Linked DNA regions of Mus musculus: region 2 is linked to region 1. Evidence: chromatin loops called from intact Hi-C (ENCODE). Cell type or tissue: gastrocnemius. All regions are shown on one strand.

What was found. A loop is a pair of places that touch in the nucleus more often than their neighbours do. Peaks named below come from ENCODE experiments on the same cell type or tissue, not always from the same donor. Only the 100,000 strongest peaks of a DNase experiment are listed, where the experiment ranks them.
Region 2: it touches region 1 in a loop (2.3-fold over the local background); 2 of 42 quality-filtered maps call a loop at or near these places.

Annotation. Positions count from the first base shown.
Region 1 is chr1:38,198,100-38,206,099 of GRCm38, reverse strand. It overlaps Aff3 (AF4/FMR2 family, member 3), which reads left to right. Exons shown (of 22, transcript NM_001290814.1): 14 at 1,009-1,210; 15 at 2,162-2,289. Among named protein-coding and RNA genes, the nearest start is that of Gm16150, 17 kb to the left of the region's middle. In gastrocnemius, a CTCF peak has its summit at 3,133 (motif pointing left); DNase peaks (open chromatin) are centred at 5,105, 6,041, 7,085, 7,435 and 1 more place; H3K27ac peaks cover 2,237 bases.
Region 2 is chr1:38,381,415-38,389,414 of GRCm38, reverse strand. The region is part of intron 5 of Aff3 (AF4/FMR2 family, member 3); the gene reads left to right. Among named protein-coding and RNA genes, the nearest start is that of Gm16150, 170 kb to the right of the region's middle. In gastrocnemius, no CTCF peak of the experiment used is centred here; no DNase peak of the experiment used is centred here.

The DNA of each region.
Region 1 (8,000 bases):
TTCTGTCTCCACACGCATCTATTTGCATGATGTTAAAGAACTTTGCTGTTTAATTTAGAGGATAGTGCTTAAGGTCCCCACTGTGACTACTAGCTAAGGAAATTGCTTTTGAAGTGACTTAATGGCTTGTTTGCTCTGATAACCAACACATACAATTAACTCATCGTAACCCCAGGAGTCACCGGCTAAACCTTCATTGGTTTTACTGTTCTGTTGTGTAAATTGTATTAGGTGACTCTATGGGCATCTTTGGTTAGCAGTGATTGACTCTTTCGGGATACCACATCCTTCACAAACAATTCTTCTTCCTAATGCAAAACACATAGCTCCCCAGCAGGAAGCATCATCGTAGGCACGGTAAGACTTTAGTGTCAGTCTGTCTGTCTTCTCTGATGGTTGATTTGGAGAAATTCTGTTTAAGACTAGACAATCGTCTTTAAGGTAAAAAGTAAGAGCTGAGGATCAGAAATTGTGGTTTCAGGTACCAGTTGCTTTGTTGTGTGTTTATTCTGATCGGTGCCTGGTGAATTCAGACACTCAGTGGTTGGAAGGTGGCTTCAGGCCTTGGAGTCACCCTGATGTTCTGTGACTGTATCCTACAGACTCAGTCGCTGGCCGGCGGGGATCCTCTAAGAAACTGAGTACAGCTTACTGCTGTTGACTGTTGCTTGGCTTTTCCCAGCTACTCAGGCTCGTGAGGAACAGCTCACTTATTCAGTATTTGTAGACCCCTTGATGGAGCACTGGGAGTGTGAACATGTTACTCTTCTCAGTCCTTCATTGGCAGGAGCTCCAGATTACTGGGCGTCCCGATAAAGTAAAGAAACCAAGCATGAGCTCTGTTTATTGTTTACTGTGATCCTGGTGCCATAAAGTCACTTCTCCAAAGTAATTCCCAAGAAACTTCTTCCTGCCAACAGATGTTAAGTGAGAGGCTGGGCAGTACAAGAAGCACGGCCTCTCTTCCCTGTGCAGACTGGGACGCTCCGTTGCTGTTTCTCTTTTCAGCTTGGCAATACCAATAAACAAAAATGAAAAGATGCTCCGGTCGCCCACTTCGCCACTCTCAGACACATGTAAACACAAATACGCCAGCGAGGACCTGACTTCTTCCAGCCGACCTCACGGCAACGGGTTGTTGACTTCAGCGTCTTCCAACAAAGAGCCAAAGGCTGAGAGTCAGCTGCAGACGATTGCTGGGGACCTCACGGTTTGTCAAGGCCCTTTCTTTCTAAATAAACCCAGTGAAACTGAGCCCGCCACTCTGTCCCTAGCCTAGAAATCCAGATTCTCACGGGGACTGTGGCAGCAGCACACACCTGTGATCCTAGCATTCAGCAGGCTGAGGTAGTTCAAAATCAGCCCAGATTTATATATTAAGACCTTATCTGGAGAGAGACAGAGACAGAGACAGACAGAGAGACACAGACAGGGAAACACAGAGAGAGGGGGGGGGAGAGAGAGAGAATCCTTAAACCCTACCCTAGATCTACTAAAGGAGAAGCTAAGTCAGCGATCTGTTTTAGCAGGCTTCCATATGATTCTGTTATGTATCTAAATTGGGAAAAATACAAGCCCAGGTCCTCCACCCATGGTTACTATTTGAACTTGAGAAAGTTGCCTAACCCACCCAGTCTTTTCTCCCATCCATGGAAGGAGCATAAGACACCCTTTTTTATATTACCGTGAGAACAGAATTGACAACGGTGCAGAAGTCCTCAGCTTGATCCCTAGACATGCACAGGCTGAGCATCCCTAAGCCACAGGGTTCCAAGATCTGAAACTTGCTGAACACCAACATAATTCTAATTCTGCAATCGGGTCATTCCACACCTGACTTCCTCCTAGGATAGATTCACAAAACTGTTTTAAAACATACAGCATACAATTGTTTTAATGTATATCTAATCACTACATGCGTGGGGAGAAAAACAGACGAGTTTCATACTTAGACTTGGGTTCTACCTCCCAAAAAAAATCACTTGTGGTCCCCAGTATTTTGGATAAAAAAATACACAACCTGTTACTTTTTCTTTATTGAAACAAAATCACCATCATGTCTAGTACAGAGCAGAGTGATATTCTCTGGGTTAAAAGGTATCTGTCGCTCTCTCGGCCAAGTAGCCATGCCTCAGTGGCTTCTGTCTCATTTTTTATTTAGAAGGCATCTCACAACAGTTCTGAAAATGGCACCCTCCATAGCAAGTCACGGCCCCAGACGGAGCCATGGTCTCCAGGTTCCAATGGCCACAGGGACTGCAAGAGACAGAAACTGATCTTCGATGACATGTAAGTTTTAATATGGTGAGGGGGAAGGACGTAGAAAAAGATCGCTGCCTCCCATTTTTGATGTGGCTATTTGCCCTTGCACGATACGGTCACTTAAATGTCCTTCTCAAAGGAAGCCCTAACTTTGTGGCCACCCCTGGGTAAACAGGATCACCAGGGATAATGGGTTTAGCACCCAAGGCCTCAAGAAACTGAGGCAAACTGAACTGATGGGCCTATTTCTTCTTTAATTATGTATGTATCTGTCTGGGTATGTGTCCATGAGTGTGGGTATTCGTGGATCGCTCGCCCAATGTGGGTTCTGAGACCAAACGCAAGCCCTTTGCAAGAGCAGGGTATACTCTTAACTGCTCAGCTCTCTGTCCAGCCCCCGGTGAGTCTTATTTCTAAGGATATGGATTAAGGGATATCAGATTTACAGAACCAAAAGTGCTTCTTAGGATGGCCAAAGAATAATGTTGATTTACCCCTGAATGCTGTTTTCTGGCAAGATGTGGGTTCTTTGTAACAGCGTAAACAGGCCTGATACAGAACAACCAACCCCACATCATCTGTCCACTTCTACTGCTAAAACCTGAATGCATCTCCCATAGCCAGCACCAGCTCGCAAGGAGAAAGGAGTGGAAGGTGAGTAAGAAGACTGGCCAGCCATGCTCTGGAGACTGAAGATAATTTAGTGTTCCAGGGAGAAAGCAGGTGTCAAGGAGGCAGAAGGTGGAGTTTCATGAGTTCAGCTTGAATCCTGCCTTCAGTTGTTAGCTGACCCAAAAGCATGCAGTACAATGCATGTCCACATGTGGCAGGATAAATGAAGTCTCCAGAAACAGCAGGCAGGAGATTCCTGCCCTCCGGTGGCTTACAGTTCAACTGCAGTGACAGACTATAAGCCAAAAGCCCTCTGAAAGTCAGACTATAACGTGCTCTCAAGATATCCCAGCCCGTTCTCAGAAAGATCAATAATACCAGTGATGACTGCCTCCCTCGTTTGGGGTGCCACACAAGCAGCAACATCTGGGGAACCCCAGGCACCCTGCTGGGATCACAGCCCTGCTCACTGTTTGACAGCCCTCCCTCATCCTCACCCAAGTATAGAATGTGTTGCCTGCTTCTCTGTCAGACCTAAGTCGAGTAGTAATCTTTTACGTATTAATTAGACTTTTATACATTAACCAGGGCACAGAGTTCTAGGGTTGGAAGCCAGATGTGTCATTTAAAAATCACGTGCTAAGGTAACTGAATCTGGGGAGCGAGGGAGGTCTCCCTTCCTCATCTGGTTACTGGAACTGCGTGCCAGCTCCCTGCATGCAGCCTTCCCCTCCCGTCCCCTCAGCTGCTCCAGCACCCACTTTAGTCGCTTTCCCTTTGCTGAGCTCATTGGCCCTTGGGACGGCAGTCAGGTGGTCTCTCTCGGACTTTGTGTGGAAATTGTCCCTGTGAATTTTAGTCATTTTTGAAAACAGACACAATTAGAGTGATAATTAAGGTGATCGTAGCATTTGTGGTTTCGACTCATAGCTGGTAACAGAAGTGTTAGGCACTGGGGTGCCCAAAACACCAAATATTTCTAGTAGATGATATGGGGAGCATAGTAAAGATAAGAAGAAAAAACAAGTATGTATGAGAAAATAAGTTTAATGACTTCCCCAGTGGTCAAAATAGAGGGCTGAGTCAGAAAGAGCAGCCCAATATGTGAAGTTTCTAGAACTTTTTATGAGTGGAAATGTTTCTCGTTATATTCCTTGTCTGTACCAGTGAAGAGGCTGAGCCTGTTGGCAGGCCGTGTAGCTCTGGCTGTTGCCTGTGCTGGGACTGTTTGTTCTCTTAGGGATATGGTAGAATGAAATGGAAAAGCACTCTTCCACACCCCCCTGCATGGAGAGGAGTGTCCACTTACCCCCAAATGATTTGCAATCTCTGTTAGAAAAATAAACACACAACAGAAACAGCCACTGGCCTAAGAAAGCTGTGGGAAGAGTCTAAAAACTCGAAAGGCCAAGAACCAACATTGTCTCTCCCTTTAAGCCATGAAAATAGCTGTCCCTCGAGAGACCAAAGTCACCTAACATGCAAAATGTCTTACACACCCAGCTGCTATATACAAAGCACCTACTATGTGCCAGGTACAGGCAACAGCCAGGATATACTGATGAGTTCATTCTGTTATTCTCCAGAGTCAGAGGAGAGAAGCCCATGGTGGACCAATACAACCACCACTACTGTGACTATGGTCACACCTGCTCCTCTTCCCGCCCCTTCTCTTCCCTCTTAGTTCCTTATCTTAGTTCCCATCAGCTTTTCCTCTTCTTCCCCCTTCATGTGTACTCCCACATCCCCCGTTCTTCCTTCCCTTCTGTCATAATTAGTTCTAACTTGACACATCTGGGAAGAGGAAACCTCAGTTAAGCAACTGTCTCCATAAGAAATGGCCTGAGGCTATGTTTATGGGGCGTTCTCTTGAGTGTCCGTTGGTGTAGGAGCCCAGCCCACTATGGGCAGTACCATCCCTAGGCGAGTGATGCAAATAAACCCTTCCTGCCCTCCCCTTTCCCATTGGATTTTTTCCTCCTCTTTTCCTTCCCTCCTCTCACTTCCTTTTCCTCCTCTCTCACTTCCTTTTCTTCCTCTTTTACCTGACATTTTCTGCCCTGGCAGCTTCCTGGTCAAGAAGGTCCTCAGCCCCTTCCACTTTCTTTGGCTTATCTTCACTGGGGCATCAATGGGGCCTGAGATGAACAGAAAAGCTGCCAGGAGAAGAAAGGGAGGGTGCCAGATCATTAGGGCAGAGCCACTGAGAAGCTGATAGGAAACAACTAGAAAGATCCAAAAAGTAACAGGTGCCACACTCTGGCTTAGTTAGTTTGTTTCATTCCTTGATTTAGTTATTTACTTTGCAACCCAGTCACATCTTCCCCTCTCCCTCTCCTCTGGGTCCTGGCTCTCACCAGACCTCCTCCACCCTTCTCCCCTTCTCCACAGAGGGGGACGACTCCCCTGCACATAGCTTTTTTTAAAAAAGGAAATTCATCCTTTTGTATTATAAATACTGTTAATGGTTGAATAAACATACAATTCAGACAACTGAAGCCACCAGGCTGTCAAGAATGGGTGCTGAATAAATATAGCTGACTTATAAATACCTTTCCCAGGGGAGGGCCTGGATCTTTCCATCTTTCTTTCTTTTCCCATAAACTTGCATGAAAGAGCGCTTAGATTCATGCCTTCCACACCTCACTTCCTATGTTTCTTACCAATTAAGCAGCAGTTAGTGCTCTGAGGATGCAAATGAACTGAAGGGGTTAGCTCTTATTTTAGAACCTGAATCAAGGTCGGCTTGCTCTTGGTAAGCTGCAGGCGCAGACTAGCAGCAGTCTGACAGCCCCTCCTCCCCTGACATTCCACAAAAGCATGAAAAGCAGGGACAATTACTACTCCACAGCCTCAGGAGGAAGGTGGAAAACAGACTTTTCTTTGAAAAGACAGGATCCGAGAATTTATATCAAGGAGCGGCGGTGCTTGGTTCAACCCGCAGCTTAGATGCTGGTCTTATTAGTGCAAAGCAGCGAGCTGTGTATTATTTGGTGTTGTAATTAGTGACAGGGAGCTTTGGCCGGGGAGAATTGAGAGAGATATGGCATGGGAAGCCTCAGTCCAGAAATACTGAATTCATGGAGCTACATGGTGAAAGGCTTGGCTAGGAATGAAGCCCGGCTCCTGCCAGCCGTATTGCTGTGTTAGAAGCCAGTGGGGCTGGAGGCCAGCACTGCCTGCTGCTCTCTGAAGGATGTACTGTCCTCTGCCCGTATTTCCATGGAAGAGGCGGTCACGACCAGAGCACCCAGCCCATCTACCAAATGTCCCATCTGTCCCCATGATGCCAGGAGCAGAAGCAGAGCTAGCTATCCCTCCTGAGCTGAATGAGGGCTCCCTGGAACACGCAGTACTGAAGGCCGTGAGCATGGTAAGTGTGAATGGCAGGAAGGGACTGGGGCTTACCATGTGTAAGGTAATTACATGGCGCACTCTCCTAGCTAAAAGGATTTTAATTTTATAGAGGAAGGGAAGATTCCTGCATATGAGAGGGTGAATCTCCCACAGCATGACTTAATCAAAGGAAACAAGTAGAATGTCTGCATAGGCCCTATTGTCATAGGCAGGGCACTCTGGGGACCTTTCCACAGCACTGCTGTCCTGAGGGAGACCTTGCTGCAGCAAAGCTGGACCCCACCTTTTTGTTCTTAGGGAACTGTTTCCATTGCATATTCAGGTTGGGTCCCTACTTTATTCTGATGGATGGAAAAACAGAAAGGTCGGATGGAAGGAAAAGGATACATCCTTCTCTTACTGAAACCTTCAGGCCCTGCTAAAATCGATTGCTGAAACATCCAACGCAGAGAAGAACAGCAGTGAGATGGATGGTTTTCCATCTCAATAAAAGTTGCTTAAATGATTCAAACCTTGCCTGCCTTAGCCAGCACAGCCTGAGAAAGGTACTCTGAGTGGTGTCAGAAACGCATGCGGCGTAGGGTGCTTCCCCTCTGGAGACACCAAGTTCCAAGCTCCTTAGGATTCCAGTCAGTATCCATCAAAGAACAAAGCTGCGTAGGGATCTTTACTGCTTAAACACTGTCTAGCTGCTTCAACAGGGTGTGTGCAGACAGCAACACCTGGGAGCCCCAGTCTCCTAACATCCCCCACCAACAGTGATGACTGGAAGGGAGCAGGCGGGAGAACACTTGCCTGGCGTGCAGGAAGCTGAGTTTGTCACCCAGCTCTGTAAAGCTAGCACTACAAACAGCTTGTGTGTGAAAAGGAAACATTCAACCTCTTGCACCATCGGCCTTCTTTTGGAACAAGCACCTGAAAGCCAAGGACACAGTTAGGGCATGCCAAATGATACAGGGGGTATCGCAAGAAAGAGAAATCTATTTGATGCCATCGTTGCTCCTCTGTCTGGTGTAGATTTCAGTTTCTCTAAGCAAATCATCCCGATTGCTCCACGCCCAGGAACCTGTTTTGTTCAAACACAGTGAGCTCTCATCCCTGCCATTTTGCACAAAACAGGCTTGCTCTATGGAAGGACGGCCTTTCAAAGAGGTAGGAATTACAGAAAGCAGTGTGCCAGCCTCTCTGTGGGAGGCCATTCATCTCTCTGCTCCCTCAGCCAGGAAGGAGAACAAAAAACCCAAGTCCTCTCTAAAGCTCCTGTGCTCCGATGTGTCAGGTCCTTTGCACGCCGCTGCCGCTCAGGGCCAAGACTATGTGTCTGCAGATCATGCTGATGGAAGAAAAGAAAAGGAAACGTCCTGTTTGGATCAAGCACACCAGTCGCTTTTGTTACACTGACCTATTAGCACAAAGGTGCACACGACTGAGCTCTGGCTCTGCCATTAGCCAGTCCCGATTTCTGTGGAGCGCTGGATGCTCTTCCATTTGCAGTGTTTAATTGCACGTTTATTGGCCTGTTCATGACCGTCATAAAACACTATGAAAAATAACACACAGGGTATTATTATAGAAGTGTAAAGACTCTAGATTTTCCCACTTAAAGACAGGTCGGGTGAAAAATGTATTCTGCACTGAGACCATTAGTTTTATTTCAGAACCTTTGGTATATTAGATTCTGAACCTCTGACAGGTGTAAGGACAATTTCATTTTTCCTACTGACTTGTATACAGCTGCGAAAAGAAACATCTTCAGAGTAACGTGAGTC
Region 2 (8,000 bases), 180 kb before region 1:
CTGCGCCTCTTACCTGGTCACCAACCGGGATTGGTCCCATTTCAGGAATCACTGTGGCATGGCTTCCCTTGGGGTTGACCTCCTCCTCCTGTCTAGTAGGAAACCCTGGGAGATCAAAGGTAGAAGAACAAAGACATTTCTGCTCATGGAGTCTCCATATAAATGACGACTCCTGGGAGGATGACAGTATGGTCATCGTAAGTGACATGTTATAAGAAAGTGAGACTTCAGCTTTTCTTTCTTTCTTTCTTTCTCTCTCTCTCTCTCTCTCTTTCTTTCTTTCTTTCTTTCTTTCTTTTTTCCTTTCTTTTTTTGAGACAGGGTCTCTCTGTGTAGCCCAGGCTGTCCTGGAACTCACTTTGTAGAGCAGGCTGACCTTGAACTCAGAAATCCGCCTGCCTCTGCCTCCTAAGTGCTGGGATTAAAGGCATGCACCACCACCACCACCTGGCTGACTTCAGCATTTCGATGTGCATGCCTACCTACCATCGTTCACAGGAGGCTGGGCCACCACATAGCACCCCTCCTTTAGGATGGCAAAGACTCTGGAGAGCAACAGCCAGGATGTCTCTTTACCACATCTTCTGGTGTTCTCAGCCGCACAGTGACTCTGTTTGCAGAAGTAACACTCCCCCATCTTGTCACTGTCTGGTGTGGTCTGTGGAGAACCTGATGCCTGGAACCTCTCCTCTGAAAGGAGCATGAATTATATGTTTGAGTTTCTGGACAAGCTCACATCTGCTTCCCCTCTCCTCCCCCGCTCCCATGTACAGAAGGAAAACAGGATCTCTTCTTTTGGCAGTGTAGCAGTTGGGACACTTGCCATGAGTTCTTTGCAGACTAGGGGTAAGAAGAGTGTTAGATCTGATATCTGCATCCCTGGGTTGGAATCTGCTGTTTTTATGGCCTTAAGAAAAGTCCCTCTGCATCCTAGTCTTCTCGTCTATAAATCAGAGCTAATCAAACCTTCTTTACCTGTCTTGCAATGGAGGTCTGAGGTTCTCACAAGAAAGATGGATATTCAAAGTGCCTTGTAAACTATAAATCATATAATGAGATGTAAGGCTTATTTTTTTGTTGTTGTTGCAACCATTATTTTAACGTGTTTATCACCATCCCTGTAGAGCACTGGGTTCTCGAAGTATCAGACTGTGTTATTCATACCCATAGAATACATGGCTCTGCATTCATCTCTGTAGATAAATTGAGGCAGAAGGATGCCCTCCACATCCCAGCCTCCAGAAGACATGAGTTGGCTATGAGCTGTACTCCAACTAAGGTTGCTGATCAGCTTGCCTTGAACTGGAGATGGCCCTGGGGCGTCTTCTAAAGGCAGCTTAGCCACAAAGCCCCTCAGAAGTGAACTGAGATGAAGATAAAGAGAAACAGAGGGGTGGCAGGTGAGGAAGACAAAGGTCAGCCATGAGCCCAGTCATGCACATGTCCTCTAGGAGCTCAAGGGTCAAGGGCCAAATTCTCCCAGAGCTTCCAGGACAGAAAGTGGCCCGGCAGACACCCTGGCGTTCACCTCTAAGGTCATAAACGTGTGTTGCCTTAACCCACTAGGTCAGAGGCAATTTAGTCCTGCAGAGATAGGGAGCTGCATCAACCCAGCTCGACTAATGCAAGGACACAGTCTGTCGGGTGCCGTGTTAGAAATAACCAAAGCGAAGACTCTCCCCAGTCAGCTGAAGGATTAGCAGCCTAATGCCTCTACATGGGCCTGGTCTGCCCAGGCGTTCTGACTAATCCTGCACTTTGCCTTCACTTTAGTTCCTGACTTCAGTAAGCAATAACTTTATTGCTCTGTGCCCTGTGGTATTCCACAAATACTCGGCGACTGCCAGACAGCTTAAGTGTTGAAATGATTTCCGAGGCGAGGGAACAGGTGTGGTGAGGTTAGAAATCCTGGAGGGGGATAAGCAGAACTTTCTGGCATTGTATAGCAACCAGGAGGATGCTCAGCTGCCTTTGAGTTACCTTTGGCTCCCCTCACCTGCTCTTCACACTGAACACTCCACTGCAGACCACCCAGTGGTAGGAGGCCTGGCTTATTCAGCAACTGTGAGGTTGGTTTACAGGTGCCAGTATTGATTAAAATCACCAAGAGCCTTAACTACAACCCACCAATCCATTAGTACATTAGGAAGGTCCTGGATTGTGAGTGTATAAGGCTGATCTGGGCATGCTTTCTGAACACTCACTATACCCCACTATAGATGCTAGTATCCATGTGGTACTGAGCATGCTTTCTGAGCACTCACTATACCCCACTATAGATGCTAGTATCCATGTGGTACTGAGCATGCTTACTGAGCACTTGCTATACCCCACTATAGGTGCTAGTATCCATGTGGTACTGAGCATGCTATCTGAGCACTTGCTATACCCCACTGTAGGTGCTAGTATCCATGTGGTACTGAGCATGCTTTCTGAGCACTCACTATACCCCACTATAGATGCTAGTATCCATGTGGTACTGAGCATGCTATCTGAGCACTTGCTATACCCCACTATAGGTGCTAGTATCCATGTGGTACTGAGCATGCTTACTGAGCACTCGCTATACCCCACTATAGATGCTAGTATTCATGTGGTACTGAGCATGCTTACTATACCCCACTATAGATGCTAGTGCCCATGTGGTACTGAGCATGCTTACTGAGCACTCACTATACCCCACTATAGATGCTAGTGTCCATGTGGTACTGAGCATGCTTTCTGAGCACTTGCTATACCCCACTATAGGTGCTAGTATCCATGTGGTACTGAGCATGCTATCTGAGCACTTGCTATACCCCACTATAGGTGCTAGTATCCATGTGGTACTGAGCATGCTTACTGAGCACTCGCTATATCCCACTTTAGATGCTAGTATCCATGTGGTACTGAGCATGCTTACTATACCCCACTATAGATGCTAGTGCCCATGTGGTACTGAGCATGCTTTCTGAGCACTTGCTATACCCCACTATAGGTGCTAGTATCCACGTGGTACTGAGCATTCTTTCTGAACACTTGCTATATCCCACTATAGGTGCTAGTATCCATGTGGTACTGAGCATTCTTTCTGAACACTTGCTATACCCCACTATAGATGCTAGTATCCATGTGGTACTGAGCATGCTTACTGAGCACTCGCTATACCCCACTATAGATGCTAGTATCCATGTGGTACTGAGCATGCTTACTATACCCCACTATAGATGCTAGTGCCCATGTGGTACTGAGCATGTAGCAGACTAATCCCCTAGGGTTTTTATAAAATGAAGGGACCTTTATCCTACCCACACATTGTCCATCAGAAGTTACTGGAGAACTCCTCCAGAAAGTGCTGTATTTGGCAGGAAACTGCCTTAAAATAGAATATACAACCCTATATTAAAGGAGTTAATGACCACACATAACAGTGAATAGGTAGCTCACAAAAGCCACAGGGGCATGCAAGGCCAGTGTGCACATAGATATAGCAGGGCTTACTGGGCAAGGATTTGGGTTTCATTTGCTTACACATTTAGAAGAAGCAACACACGCACACGCACACGCACATGCACACTTGTGCTCCTTGCACCTTAAATGAAGGCAACTCCAGACCACTCCCACACACAACAGCAACAATCTTGAGTAGCCTCCTTTGCCTCCCGTGTTCAGTTTCTTGAAGACAGACAGGCTTTTGACTTTCAGCTTTATGGCTTGCTAGCTGAGTGTCTGTGGATAGATTATGTGATGTCCTTGAGTTTATTCTGGTTCTGTTGAAAGATATTGAAGATGGAGAAAGATGACATGAACCATGCCTGTGACACTCCTTTCACCTGTAACCCTTTTTGCTTCCTGGAGGTTCAGGCTGGTTAGAAACAGAAGCCTTTCTTTTTCCACCTTGCCTGAGATCACCGAGAACAGGACACTTTAACAACCCCCACCCCTGTCACTCTGCATCTCCCCCAATACCCTCTTCTGTTTCTTTCCCTCCTTACCAACATACCTTTCCTCCCAAGTCCTGGGATCTGCCTTGGAGCCTCAAAGGCTGTCTTCTTTCTAGAAACATCTTTCTTATGTTAAAACAAAACAAAACCAACAAAACACTTCAAGAAACACTATTTCCCATGCACCTTCAAAACACACACAGACAAAAGCCTTCTTCCTTCCTTCCTTCCTTCCTTCTTTCCTTCCTTCCTTCCTTCCTTCCTTCCTTCCTTCCTTCCTTCCTTCCTTCCCCGTTGTCTCTCGGAGTTTAGATTTATATCCTTTCTTACCTGTTGACTTTTCCTGCCTGTGGAGTGGACCTGTGATCTGCAGAAGCAAATGGAATAAGAGCCCTCTCATTCTGTGGCTGTATTATCACCAGGCACTCATTAAGCAAATCCGGCATTTTAATGCACTAACACAAACACATGACCGTGTAAGAGAAAGTATTACAGAAGTAGCACCACCCACAGCAACCCACGGAGTTGCAGTTGGAGAAAAGTGAGTTACAGCCCTGCTGAGGCAGGCACTGTTTCTGTCCGGGAAACTAAGTTCCCGACATTATATCTCATTTTTATATATCGTTGCTAAGCAACATTAAAAGGATATGGTAATTGCAGTTATGTGGACTTCCTTAATTTTTTTTTCCCTAACGCCACTTCTTAATTCTGTTAAATTAGCCTTGTCATTGATTCTGTGGTCTTTCCTGGATGTATTGACTGAGGCTCTGCAGTTAGCCGGGGTGGGGGTGGCGGTGGCGGCTTGCTTTTGTAACTGGATCACACGCCCGAGTCGTTATCAGCTGCTTGCTCATCTCCTATTGTTTTTTTTACACTGCAGCAGAGTTCCAGTATCTGCCATGTGATATAAAAACAAACAAGCATTAAAGTACAATACAAGCCCTAGACTGGGCCTGCTGGTGGATCAGTTATATCTGACCTGCTTTCTAGAATCCGTTTCCTGTCACTGGTGATCTTGACGCTCCAAGGACGTCTGTTTCTTTGTTCTGAAGTGCTTCTCCAGTCTTGCCTGCTTGCTTCTCCCCAGTACATGCTGTGTTTTGGCCTTAGCGCAGAGGTGATGGTCAGCTGGGAGTGGAAATGTAAGCCTCCATCTCAGGGTCAGCTGTTTTGGTGTTAAGGGAAGGGTTCCCACCCTATGGTTGCAACGACACTGATATACACAGCACCTGTGCTGGACCAGTGAGACCAAGCACCTTGTATTCGACTGGACGTCCTTCTCGAGGAAGGAGCACCCAGGACCATGCAAGGGCAGCATTCCACAACACTGAGCCGGCAGAGCTGCAGGACACGGGCTCCATACTTACAGAGGAGTGAGGTGACCTCTCTTTCTCACAGGAGGATATGACCAGCTTGTCAGAAAAATAGGGCCTGTGCCTGGTCCTCTGATAAAGGACCCTGCATGACTAAGGACATTAATCATGGGGCAGAATGGAGGTGGGTGAGAGCTTGGTGGCTTCACCAGTGTTAAGACAGCCCCTAACGTTGACTTGCAGTCTGTAGAAAGCTTCATTTGTGACCTCAGAAGGAAAGAATGTATAGTTTGCGCTTGGAAATCTAATATGATACCTTCCCAACCAAGTTGACTGTCCGAAAAGCCAATTGTCTGTTTAGGGACATAAGTGTTCTCTATCTCAGAAAAGGCATGCACACTGGGTATGTTGTAGCAGTTGAGATATTAGAGGCATGGCTAATTCAGTCCTAACCAAAGAGCTGCTGGGATTTTATCAGACTTACCAAGAACCAATGGGGCCTGAACCACCAAAGTGTGTGCCGTGCAATCATGAGGGCCTGAATGTAATTTCTAGAACCAATGTTAAAAAGCTAAACATAACAGTGTGATTTATAATCCCAGTTCAGGGGAGGTGGAAGCAGGGGGCCCCCAGGGCTTACTGGCTAGCGTATTCATGGAGTTCCAGGCCAGTGTGAGACCCTCTTTCCAAAAATAAGTGGAGGGTACCCATGGACTGACACCTGAGGTTGTCCCCTGGCCATTATGTACATGTACATAATGTGCCACACGTGTGTACTCCCCCACACATAAGCACACATCCAGAACCAACTGATCAGCTAACAACCCATATACTCGTCCCTAGCTCCTGTTAGCGCATGTCTAAGAGGACAGCTAGTATTCAAATGAACTAGTTTTTATTCACCAAGAACATCAGTATACTTATATGCAAACGGTAGATTTTATCAATATTGGTTGGTGGATGCAAAGAACACCATAGGTTGTACCACTGATACCCCAGAGTGGGAACACTTGAAGTTAAGCATCCCCTCTGTTGTCTTCCTGAAGCCTCAGATGACCCCTCCACCCTTCAGATGTCTAGAGGCTCATTTTCTGCTCCACAATACATAATATTATGTTTCTTTTCAGAAATGAGGGAGATTTATTAGGGGGGAAAGATGCTCAGTGTTACTATGTCATGTATTATAAGTGGCATTCCTGTGAAGATTTAGCACTTAACATAAAGTGCTTTCTGTCTGCCAGATGGTGAGCTGCCGCCCCCTATCCACTTATTTCCCAACAAGGCTGCATTAGGGAGGGTGTTTGCCTAAGTTATCAAAAAGGCAACAATAAATGTTAACGAGCACACAGAAAGGGGGGACACATGCATTTGTTGAAAATGTAAATTAGTACCACCATTGTGAAAAGCAGTGTGTAGAGTCCCCAGAAAACTAAAATTAGGACTTCTCTTGTATGTGGCAGCGCCATGATTGCCGCTGTGTACAATAGAAATTCAATCAATATGTGGGAGACCTCTCTCTCTCTCTCTCTCTCTCTCTCTCTCTCTCTCTCTCTGTGTGTGTGTGTGTGTGTGTGTGTGTGTGTGTGTGTGTGTGTGTGTATGTCTGGGTGACATCATGTTCACTGAAGAAAATCCAGAACAGAAAACAAGCACTGTGCAATCTCACTCTGATGTGGAATCTTTTAAGAAAGTTTATCTCAGCTGAGTAGTGGTGGCAAAGCCTTTAATCCCAGGATTCAGGAGGCAGAGGTAGAGGCAGGTAGATCTCTGAGTTTGAGGCCAGCCTGGTCGACAGAGTTCCAGGGGCCAAGGCTACACAGAGAAACCCCATCTTGACAAACAGAAACAAAAATAAAGAACACTTCTCTCAGAACTAGAAAGTAGAACAGAGGTCAGCAGAGACTGGGACAGGCAGGGGAAAAGCAGAGGGAATCATGGGACAGGCAGAGGGAAAGCAGGGGACTCATGGGAAAGGCAGAGGGAAAAGGAGGAATCCTGGGAAAGGCAGAAAGAAAACAGTGTAATCACAGATGCTTGAACACACATAAGTAGAAGAGTGAATCCTAGTGTTCTGTAGCATACTGCAGTGACCATAGTTGATGATATCTAAGAGAAAGAATTGTGAGTGTTTCCAGCACAAAGAAATGGTATTTGCAACTATAAAATTGCTGGCTTTCCTGTATTAGTCATTTTACACTACATGTATCAGAATGCCATACTGTGCTCCTTTAAAATGAAGAGTTCTGTGACTTCATGTCAGACCAAGGAGCTTCAGTTGGGACTTCCCCAATCACGTCCAGACTGGTAAAGTTCCCAGGACAAATCAGAAGCCAGATCCCTGAGGCAATGCCTGGGATTTCTGAGGAAGCCATCATCCCCCTAACTCCCGGTGGCTTGAGACAGTCCACGACGTACAGGGCCATTGTCTGCCCCCAGGTTGTCTCATCTGTGCCTAGCATCCTGCCTGACATAATATACAGGAGCTCAGTACACACTGATGGGATTAATTAACTAATGACTTGAACGTTAACCTACTGAGGGTGACTTCATCAGAGCAGTGGGCTGAAGCAGTGCTGCCCTGAACTGCTGGGATCTGTTCCTGTCGACTGTATTCGCCATGGTCGCTGCAGTGCATGAGGCCAAGGGCTCCTCTTTGGCTTACTAAAGTGTTTACCTGTCCTGCGAGGCCTTTTCGTCTGTTTTTAAGCGTTTCGAATTTTGTCTAGAAATAAAAAGTTAAGATTGATCTTAAGGAATGCTTCAG